2 separate regions of the Homo sapiens genome follow, and region 2 is linked to region 1. Evidence: read pairs that join two places in POLR2A ChIA-PET (ENCODE). Cell type or tissue: K562. All regions are shown on one strand. Links, peaks and the distances in the headings refer to the core of each region. The heading gives the core; the rest is flanking DNA. Region 1 has its middle 45 kb from the start of GLYAT. Region 2 overlaps ZDHHC5 (zDHHC palmitoyltransferase 5).

The links. ChIA-PET counts read pairs that join two places held together with the same protein. Peaks named below come from ENCODE experiments on the same cell type or tissue, not always from the same donor. Only the 100,000 strongest peaks of a DNase experiment are listed, where the experiment ranks them.
Region 2: POLR2A ChIA-PET joins it to region 1 with 5 read pairs; 2 of 35 experiments call an interaction of 5 or more read pairs at or near these places.

What each region holds. Positions count from the first base shown.
Region 1 is chr11:58,773,990-58,779,377 of GRCh38, reverse strand. No RefSeq gene overlaps it. Among named protein-coding and RNA genes, the nearest start is that of GLYAT, 45 kb to the right of the region's middle. In K562, for the core only: no CTCF peak of the experiment used is centred there; DNase peaks (open chromatin) are centred at 2,347 and 4,897; H3K4me3 peaks cover 55 bases.
Region 2 is chr11:57,686,741-57,692,128 of GRCh38, reverse strand. It overlaps ZDHHC5 (zDHHC palmitoyltransferase 5), which reads right to left. Exons shown (of 12, transcript NM_015457.3): 4 at 3,464-3,621; 5 at 1,926-2,098; 6 at 1,692-1,794. Among named protein-coding and RNA genes, the nearest start is that of ZDHHC5, 21 kb to the right of the region's middle. In K562, for the core only: no CTCF peak of the experiment used is centred there; no DNase peak of the experiment used is centred there.

The sequences.
Region 1 (5,388 bases), core at 334-5,333:
TGTTTTCTAGTCTGTATGCATAGAAGTGTTCATAATAGTCTATGAGGGTTTTTGTGTTTCTATGGGAGCAGTGCTAATGTCCTCCTTCATCATTTCTGCTTGCATTTATTTGGATCTTATCTCTTTTTTTATTACCCTAGATAGTGGTGTATCAATCTTATTATTCTTTCAATGAACCAACTTTTGGTTTTACTGATCTTTTTGTATGTTTTGTTCACATCTCCATTTTGTTCAGTTCAGCTTGGATTTTGTTCATTTCTTTTCTTCTGCTAGCTTCTGGTTTGGTTTGCCCTTGTTTTTCTAGTTCCTCTGGGTGTGATGTCAAGCTGTTATTTTGAGACATTTCTGACTTTTTGATGTGGATAATTAGTGCTATGAACATTTCTCTTACCACTGCTTTGTCTATATCTCAGAGATTCTGATATGTTGTATCTTTGTTTTCATTAGTTTCAAAAAAATTGCTTTATGCCTAAATTTTATTGTTTACCCAAAAGTCATTCAGGAGCAGGTTATTTAATTTGCATTTAAATATATGGTTTTGAGATATCTCATTGGTATTGACTTCTATTTTTATTGTGCTGTGATCTGATACTGTGGTTGGTATGATTTGGTTATTTTTGAATTTGTTGAGAATTGCTTTATGGCTGAGAATGTGGTTGATTTTAGAGTATGTGCCATGTGCAGAGTAGGAGAATGTATATTCTCTTGTTTGGAGTGGTAAGTGGTATGTTCTGTAGATGTCTGTGAAGTCTATTTGGTCAACCATTGAATTTAGATTCTGAATATTCTTGTTAGTTTTCTGCCTCAATTATTTGTCTAATACTGTCAGTGGGGTGTTGAAATCTCCCACTATTATTTTGTGGTTATCTAAGTTTCTTCACAGGTCTCTAAGAACTTGTTTCATAAATCTGGGTGCTCCGGTGTTAGATATATATATATATATATATATATGTATAGAGAATAGATATACATCTATATATAATATTTAGTATATAATATTAAATATATTTAAATAATAAATAATATGTAATATGTATACTATTTAAGTCTTCTTGTTGAATTGAACCCTTTATCATGATGTAATGTCCTTCTTTATCCTTTTGATCATGGTTTGTTTAAAATGTACTTTGAGATAAGAATAGTAACCCTTTTTTTGTTTTCTGTTTGCTTGATAGATCTTCTTCCATCCCTTTACTTTGAGCCTATGATTGTCATTATATGTGACATGGATCTCCTGAAGAGAGCATATAGTTGGGTCTTACTTCTTTATCTAATTTGCCACTCTGCACCCTTTAAGTGGAATCATTTAACTTGTTTATATTCAAAGTTAATACTGATATGTGTGGATGTGATTCTGTTATTGTGTTGTTAACTAGTTGTTATGTAGGCTTGATTGTGTAGTTCCTTTATAGTGTCAATGGGCTGTGTACTTCACTGCGTTTTTGCAGTGGCCAGTAATGGTCTTTTGATTCCATGTGTAGTGCTCCCTTAAGGACTCCTTTTAAGTCAGGTCTGGTAATAAATTCCCTTAACATTTGCTTGTCTGAAAAGCATTTTATTTCTCTTTTGCTCATGAATTTTAGTATAGCTGTATAGGAACTTCTTGATTGGAATTTCTTTTCTTCAAGAATGCTGAATATAGGCCCCCAATCTCTTCTGCCTTTTAGAGTTTCTGCTGAAAAGTTTTCTGCTGGCATGATGATGTTCCCCTTGTGGGTAGGTGACATGCCCCTTCTCTTTAGCTGCCTTTAATATTTTTTCTTTTGCATTGACCTTGGAGAATCCGATGACTATATGTCTCAAGGATGATCATCTTGTATAGTATCTTGCAGGGGTTCTGTGAATTTCCTAAATTTCTTTGTCAACCCGTTTAACTAGGTTGAGGAGATTTTGATGGACAATGTTTTGCAACTTGCTTACTCTCTTTTTTAGGGATGCCAATGAGTCATAGGTTTGGTCTCTTTATATAATCCCATATATCTCAAGGTTTTGTTCATTCTTTTTTATTTTTGTCTGACGAAGTTAAATCAAAGAACCAATCTTTGTTGTGAGACAATCAAAGACCAAAGAGATCGATAAATGTTCAGGAGAGTCCATTAAGGTGATCACCAGCCCAGACGGACATGTGTCCAGAAAGCCTGAGCCCCGAAGAAAGAGCTTCTACTACTTTTAAATATCTTAAGGCAGGAACTACGTGAAGCAGGAAGCAAGTTACAGAAGCAAGAAACAACGGCGGCATTGCAACATTTCTTACATTTTGAGAAAGACATGACTTGCAACCTAAACTTATCGGTCTTGTGACCCTGCAGTCGTGCAGGAACTCGCTGGGCCTGTAATAAACTTTGAAGAATGTGGAGTTGGGGAGCATAGATAAGGTCCACTGTCCACAGAGAGAAGACAGGCTGTTAATATTCCCTTGTAACTTGAGTGTAAGGGGAGGTCACACTTTGCAGCAACTTTAAGAGGATTTTAAAACTTCTATTACTACTACTATTAGGTTATAGTTGATTTCATTAATTCCTTCTTCATTCCCCCCTTTTGGTGCATGACACAAATGTAGATTAGTAAAGAGAACCACAGTTAGCTATTTTTTCTTGAGTGGGTACATACTCATCTTGGGATACTGGTTGGTACTTTTGCAGAGCCACTATTCATGTGGTGGTATGTCTGGCTACTATTGCTTCTATGGTGGATTGGATGCTTCTGATGAGAAGTGGCAGGAGACAAGAAAGCAGGAGGCATACACCTATTATGGCCACAAAGCCTATTATTAAAGTTTTAAAGCCTCCAAACCATGAAAACCATCCTCCAAAGGGTGAACTCGGGTTCCAACCAGACCACATCTGGGCCAGAACATGAGCTAACTTTAGCATCCTGGCAGTGATTTTCATGACAGCTTTTCCATTGTCATCAATTTGTAAAAAGCAATTCATTAAATTAAGTTTTCCACAAACTCCTCCTTCTGAAGCTAAAAGATAATCCAGGGCTAACCTGTTCTGATAAATGGCATCTCTCATCTGGGTCGCCTGTATGGCTAGCAAGTCTAAGGCTCAGGCTGTTTCAATGACTATAATTTCCAGAACTGCTTGCAACCTTGTGATGCAACTTAACATATAAATAGGAGTATGGTATCTCCATGACCCATTTTGTGCCCAGGTGGCTGGTACATAGTATTTGTTAATTCTTTCAAGGGGCCATTCATTCTCTTTCCAGCTCCCTATTTCAATGTCCTTTTAATGGTAGTATTTATTTTTTCCAAGTACTTATTTTTGTAAACACATTTCTTCAGACTCTTTTTCTGCCTTCATCATAGACCAGATACCTTAGATTTTTCCCTTGCTGCAGTGGGAGTAGGAAAAAGGATAGCCTTATTGTTCCTAATACACTCGCCCCTATCCATTTATCAGACAGCAATTGATAAGCTTTTGTTCCACAGATCCAATATAATCCTGCAGGTGTTCCTCAAATTCAGGCAAGGTAAAACTGTCCTGTGGCATCAGTTCTCTGGCTTCCAGGGCCATTGATCTTCTATATTAGTACCTCCACATACATCAGCTTGGCAGGCATCAAAATATATGGAGACAGGCCCTTTATGCAAGTAAGGGAATACTTCTGTTTTGTTTACAAGTTTATTGACCCCGGTTTCTGTGGGGTTTGTATATGATGGCATTAGGGATTTGCCAATTTGGACTTCAAATGAGAAATCACAGGGCAAGAACTCTGGGTCATAACATACTTAGGGTTGCCTGTTTCCAGGATCACAGACTGAGTAACAAGTCTGGTTATAGACACAAGTTCCTGTATGAGTCCCTGTACACTCATAGTAGGTCTGATATAACAGAGTTTTAGTCACACCTTTTCCGGACCAGGCTTCTATCATACAGTGATGACAGTCATCTTGGTCCCCATTTATAACCATAGGTGAAAGTGTCAGTGGCTTTAGTATTACTAGTATGATTAAACTTATACTATGCATGGGCACCCCTCTGGGCAACAAGCTTGGCAGCATTTGCAAAGATAACATGACAGCAAAATAGTCAGTACAAGTAAGAGTATAACTATGTTTGTAAATTCAACCCACATTTACTTATCTATCATTGACTTTCTCAGGCTTCAGCCATGCGTAGACTAGTCAGCTTCCAGTTGTGACTAGAACAGGGCTCGATGTTTCCTTAAGCTTCAGCCATGCGTGGACTGACCCAGCCTCTGGTGTGGTTGGAGCAGGGCAGTTGTTCAGTTGTTCTTGTCAGCAGTGGCTTGATTTCACTGTAGGATCAGCCGTGTTGGGTGGTCTGGGTATTGTTGACTGGTCCACTGGTCCTGGGCAGTGGCTGCTGTTGGTTTCAGCTGGCTATGAAGAACCCAAGGTATGATACCTGCAACTTTAACAGCAGCGGGGGTAGGCAAGATCACAATATGGGGACCATCCCATAAAGGCCCAAAAGTGGTTGGGTTCCATCGTTTGATCCAGACAGAGTCTCCAGGTTGGAAGGGATGGACTGCATCTGTGAGGCTAACAGGTATTCTTTCTCTAACCCACCCTTGTATTTCCTGCATGGCCTCACCTAAGGCTTGCATTTGCCTTCTTAAGGTTAATTCCCCAATTTTTTAAAATCCCCTTTTATCAGAGTTATGATTGGGGTCAGCTGAACACTATTTCATAGGGTGAATACCCAGTTAATTTAATAGGGGTGCACCTGACTCAGAGCAGGACCATAGGCAGCACCTGAACCCACTTTAGATGAGTTTCTTTGCAAAACTTCTTTAACAGCTGTTTCAGTGTCCAGTTCATTCTTTCAACTTTTCCATAACTCTGTTGGCAATAAGCTGTATGCAGTTTCCATTTGATTTTTAACATCTGCGTTAGCTGTTGTACTATTTCTGCCACAAATGCTGAGCCATTGTCTGATAAGAAAGTGCAGACAAATACTAGCATGTACCGGTAGCCTCTGGCTTGAGACAGCTTGGTAAAATCCACAAGCAGGTTTTCACAGGGTGTAGCTCCAGTTTCTTGAATCCTTGGGGGCCGTGTTGGCCCCTGCCATGGATTGTTTTGGGCACCAGCCAAGAATTGCTCAGAAACAGCTCCAGTGATGGCAGTTAGGTGTGGCACGTAGAAATGCCATCCTACAAGAGTTTCTAATGCAATTTTTCCCATATGTGTTCCTTGATAAAACTGCTTTATGAACCAGAGGGCTATTGCTTCTGGGATGGCAAGCCTCCCATCTGAGAACTTCCACCAACCTCCTTTCTGGTAACTTCCACTCTCCTCTCAAACTAAGCCTTTTCATTAGAGGAGTAGTTAGGGGGTTCTGTAAGTGGAAGCTCCAGTAAGGGCATGGTAAGTGTTTTCTCTTCCTTCTTAGTTACCTCTGCCATTGCAGTTCT
Region 2 (5,388 bases), core at 333-5,332, 1.1 Mb after region 1:
AGGAGAATTGCTTGAAGCCAGGAGGCAAAGGTTGCAGTGAGCCGAGATCGTGCCACTGCGCCCCAGCCAGTGGGCTCCAGCCAGTGGGCTCCAGCCTGGGTGACAAAGCGATACTCTGTCTCAAAAAAGAAAAAAAAAAAGCAATTAAGGTTAGCTACTATTATATGCACAAAAATCATTGCTTTCCTGTAAGCAGCACTATAAGCTTCTTGAGGGCTAGCCTAAGTCTTTCATTGTTTCTATAAACTCAGAGCCTAAATTCTCCAGTATCCAGTGGGCATATAGTAAATGTCTGTTAACTAAGAAGTGGCCTCTATTCTTTTTTTTTTTTAGGAAGATCTTAAATATTTATATGTATATGAACATATATGTACATATACATATGTCTTGCTACACTTTAAATTTAAAAATCTATTAATATGATTTTTGACAAACTAAAGAAAGAATACTATTATTTGGATACCAAGTTCTATGGTGAGTATTGTTTAAAAAACTATCATCTTATTCTTTATGCTATATTGTCTAGTTTCAGTTTGGTTTGGGTCTCTCAATTGATATTTCAGGTGATGATGCCAAACCATCCAAGACTTTCTTTGGAGATAGATATTATTTTGTTATAAAATATATTTTTAGGCTGGGCGCAGTGGCTCATGCCTGTAATCCCTGCACTTTGGGAGGCCGAGGTGGGCGGATCACGAGGTCAAGAGATCGAGACCATCCTGGCTAACATGGTGAAACCCCGTGTCTACTAAAATTACAATAAATAAATAAATAAATAAAAGATATTTTAGCACTTTGGGAGGCTGAGGTGGGTGGATCACCTGAGGTCGGGAGTTCGAGACCAGCCTGGCCAACATGGTGAAACCCTGTCTCTACTAAAAATACAAAAATTAGTTGGGCGTGGTGATGCACATCTGTAATCTCAGCTACTTGGGAGCCTGAGGCAGGAGAATCGCTTGAACCCAGGAGGCAGAGGTTGCAGTGAGCCAAGATCACGCCACTGGATGCCAGCCTGGGCGACAGATCAAGACTCTGTCTCAAAAAAATAAAAAATAAAAAAAGATATTTTAGGGCAAAATTCAGCCTTTATCTCTATTGTCTTAGTATCTCTTTGAGAGTATCTTTATTATTATTATACTTACAGCTCTAGGGTACATATGCACAACATGCAGGTTTGTTACATATGTATACATGTGCCATGTTGGTGTGCTGCACCCATTAACTCGTCACTTACATTAGGTATATCTCCTAATGCTATCCCTCCCCGCTCCCCCTGCCCCACAACAGGCCCCAGGGTGTTATGTTCCCCACCCCGTGACCAAGTGTTCTCATTGTTCAGTTCCCACCTATGAGTGAGAACATGCGGTGTTTGGTTTTCTGTCCTTGCGACAGTTTGCGCAGAATGATGGTTTCCAGATTCATCCATGTCCCTACAAAGGACAAGAACTCATCCTTTTTTATGGCTGCATAGTATTCCATGGTGTATATGTGAGAAATGGCCTCTATTCTTACATGGCCTCTACACTTACATGAGGAACTAGGACTACCTCACTCCCTACCATTAATCTCTACATAATCATGAAAAGTATTCATTAAGCATCTCTTTGTGGAAGCACTACACTGCACACTAATCAGAAGGCTAAAGAGACATGACCTGCTCTTCAGGGGTCTCTCGTCACTTTTCTCCATACCTGTTCATTGGTTGTGCGTCCCCTGGCCACCAGAACCACGTGAAATCCCGTGAGGCCAGCTACAGGGATGAAGAATAAGCCAGCCACACACATTACTGCCATTCTGATGCCAAACAATCAAGGAGAACAGAGCAACATGACCTCACTTTCCCCGGCCCCTACTGCAGCCATTTTCCCTTTAGCCCTCATTCCTCCCCCTTCCAATCCCACAATCTAAAAGGCCTTGAAGGATACGTGACAGCCGTGCGGACCCCTGAGAGTTCCTCTATGTGGTAGAGGACATAAAGGAGGCCAAAGCCAAACACACCCATAATGTGGGCTGTCAGGGAAAGGAGGAAAAGGAAAAAATAACGGTAGTTCCGGCGACCAATACAGTTATTCACCCAGGGGCAGTGATGATCAAATTCCTAGGGACAAAGAGAGACAGATGAGAGGCATCCCTGGACCATAGCATTAAATTACTTCTGTCAAGAAGAGAAACAAATGGCAGCTAAGTTTTGATCATGGTCACCAATTAGTTCAAAATTAAATCCAGTTTATTTTGCTCTATAAATCTGCAAGGGAGACCTTCCAGAGGTTGGTCAAAGGCCAAGGCCAACCAGGCGTAGTGGTGCACACTTGTAGTCCCAGCTACTTGGGGGGCTGGGGCTTGAGCCCAGGAGTTCAAGGCTGTAGTGAACTATGATGACTGCCTGTGAATAGCCACTGTACTGGGCAACATAGCAAGACCCCATCTCTTAAAAAAAAAAAAAAAAAAAAATTGGCCGGGCGCGGTGGCTCACGCCTGTAATCCCAGCACTTTGAGAGGCCGAGGCGGGTAGATCACGAGGTCAGGAGTTCAAGACCAGCCTGACCAACATGGTGAAACCCCATCTCTACTAAAAATACAAAAATTAGCCGGGCGTGGTAGCGCGTGCCTGTAATCCCAGCTACTCAGGAGGCTGAGGCAGGAGAATCGGTTGAACCCGGGAGGCGGAGGATGCAGTGAGCCGAGATTGCGCCATTGCACTCCAGCCTGGGCAACAGAGCGAGACTCCGTCTCGATAAATAAATAAATATATATATATATAAAAAAGACCAAGGCCGGCTCTCAATGTTTATCCTATGTGACCAAGGAACTCTAAAAGTGACGAATGTCAGAGGTTTTGCAGAAACATCAAGATTCATAAGAAAAGAGGATTAGAAGGAAGATTTGGCAGGTAACTGCTTATAGCTAAGTGAAAATGGAATGGAAAAAGGACAAGGGATGCAGAAGGACAGGCAGGAAAACAACTACAACAAATTGAAACACAACAGCATGATTTTCTGGAAGAGAAAATGCAAAGCCAGGATAAATAACCAAAACTGAGCCAATAGATAGAAGGCTAGAACTATAAATCTTGGTGTCAAGAAAGCCTACACCCTGCTAGTGCAATGGCTCATGCCTGTAATCCCAGCACTCAGCACTCTGGGAGGCCAGGGCATGAGGATCACTTGAAGCCAGGAATTTGAGATAGTCCAAGCAACACAGTGAGACCTCATCACTACAAAAAGTAAAAATAAATAAAAAAGAAAGCCTATGCCCATATTGAGTTAAAGCTTCCCTCCTGCAATAATATTTATGCTCTGCCTCTCATGCCATGTCATTATTAACACCATTTGACAGAGCTGGACCATGTGGCCAACGTAGTTAGACAGGACTATACCACATCCAAAGCTAAGAATCTATTATATGGTTAGGATGAAGACAATGAAGGTTAAGCATGAAGTCTTACCCCACCCAGGGTGCTTACCTCCACACAGTTGTCACAGACACTGCAGTGGGAACATCGAGGGGGACGGTAAAAGCGGCAGGTGGCACACCATTTCATGCGCACCTGGATGCCCTTTATCTCCACTGTTTTGTAAAGGGGAGCTCGGAAATCATCTTCCTTGTCCTCATCCTCCTCAGCTGTAGAGAGGAAAAGTCAATTAAAAACAACTATGCCAGAACTGTAGTAAGTGCTAGGGATTCAATGATGTTTAAAATATAGCTTCTGCCTTTGAGGAATTCACAGTCTAATGAGTGAGACTAGGAACTAGGAACTATAAGACTGTGAGGTCAGGTCTTTATACAACACTATGGGAACATGGATGAGGGAGCAATTTATTCTGCATTGGGAAGTGAGGTTCGAGATAAAATGACTCAAGAGGTAGCTCTTGTATGCATCTGCTGGTGTTATTTGGTTTAAGTATATGAATATATTTTAAAGAAATAGTTTACATATCAAAGCACATACATAATGAGTTTGCATAAGAGTTCAGTATCTACATTTATATGAGTGAACTATAGCAATCCAAGAGAGGAACTAACATCAACCTTTTTTTCCAGGCACGAATCCTTTGCCCAGCCAACCATGGTGGCTCACGCCTGTAATCCCAACACTTTGGGAGGCCGAGAAGGGCGGATTGCCTGAGCTCAGGAGTTCAAAACCAGCACGGCCAACATGGTGAAACCTCGTCTCTACTAAAAACACAAAAATTAGCCTGGTGTGGTGGCATGCACCTGTAGTCCCAGCTACTCAGGAGGCTAAGGCAAGAGAATCGCTTGAACCCGGGAAGTGGAGGTTGCAGTGAGCTGAGATCACGCCACTGCACTCAAGCCTGGGCAACACAGCAAGACTTCATCTTCATCTTAAAAAAAAAAAAAAAAAAAAAAAAAACTTTCCCAAAATGTCTTCCCCTACTCTATGAATTTTCTCTACATATACGTATTTCAGTATTATTTGTTGCACAAGCATAAATGCCCTTTCTCTCAATTTTCAGCTATCAGAAACCCACCATCCCATTTCAAAACTTAAAAGACATTATTTGCCTTCTCATATACAGTTAGCAATTTTTTTTTTCTTGAGACGGAGTCTTGCTCTGTTACCCAAGCTGGAGTGCAAGGGCGTGATCTTGGCTCACTGCAACCTCCACCTGCCGGGTTCAAGTGATACTTCTGTCTCAGCCTCCCAAACAGCTGGGATTACAGGCGCACGCCACTTCGGCAGCTAATTTTTTGTATTTTTAATAGAGACGGGGTTTTACCGTGTTCCCCAGGCTGGTCTCAAACTCCTGAGCTCAGGCAATCCACCTGCCTCAGCTTCCCAAAGTATTAAGATTACAAGCATGGGCCACCGCACCCAGAGCAATTTTTATTATTAACCTAGAAAAAAAAAATGTGGGAAGGAAAAATTAAATAGATGATAGTGTGGAATTAAAAATTAAGTTTTCAAATTTTACTGATTTCTTTACATAGCATTTTTTCATATTTACATCACAAGAAATGCTAGGTAAAGAACTGTACAGCTGGGTACGGTGGCTCATGCCTGTAATCCCAGCACTTTGGGAGGCCAAGGAGGGCAGATGACTTGAGGCCAGGAGTTCAAGACCAGCCTGGCCAAAATGGCGAAACCCCATCTCTACAAAAAATATAAAAATTAACCAGGGGTGGTGGCACACGCCTGTAATCCCAGCTACTTGGGAGGCTGAGGCAGGAGAATGGCTTGAATCTGGGAGGCAGAGGTTGCAGTAAGCCAAGATCATGCCACTGCACTCCAGCCTTGGTGACAGAGTAAGACACTGTCTGGAAAAAAAAAAAAAACACACACACACACAAATATATACTGCAGATACATGGTATACATAAATATACACATATATTTTTTAAGTCTTCAAAATATTGCAAGGATATATA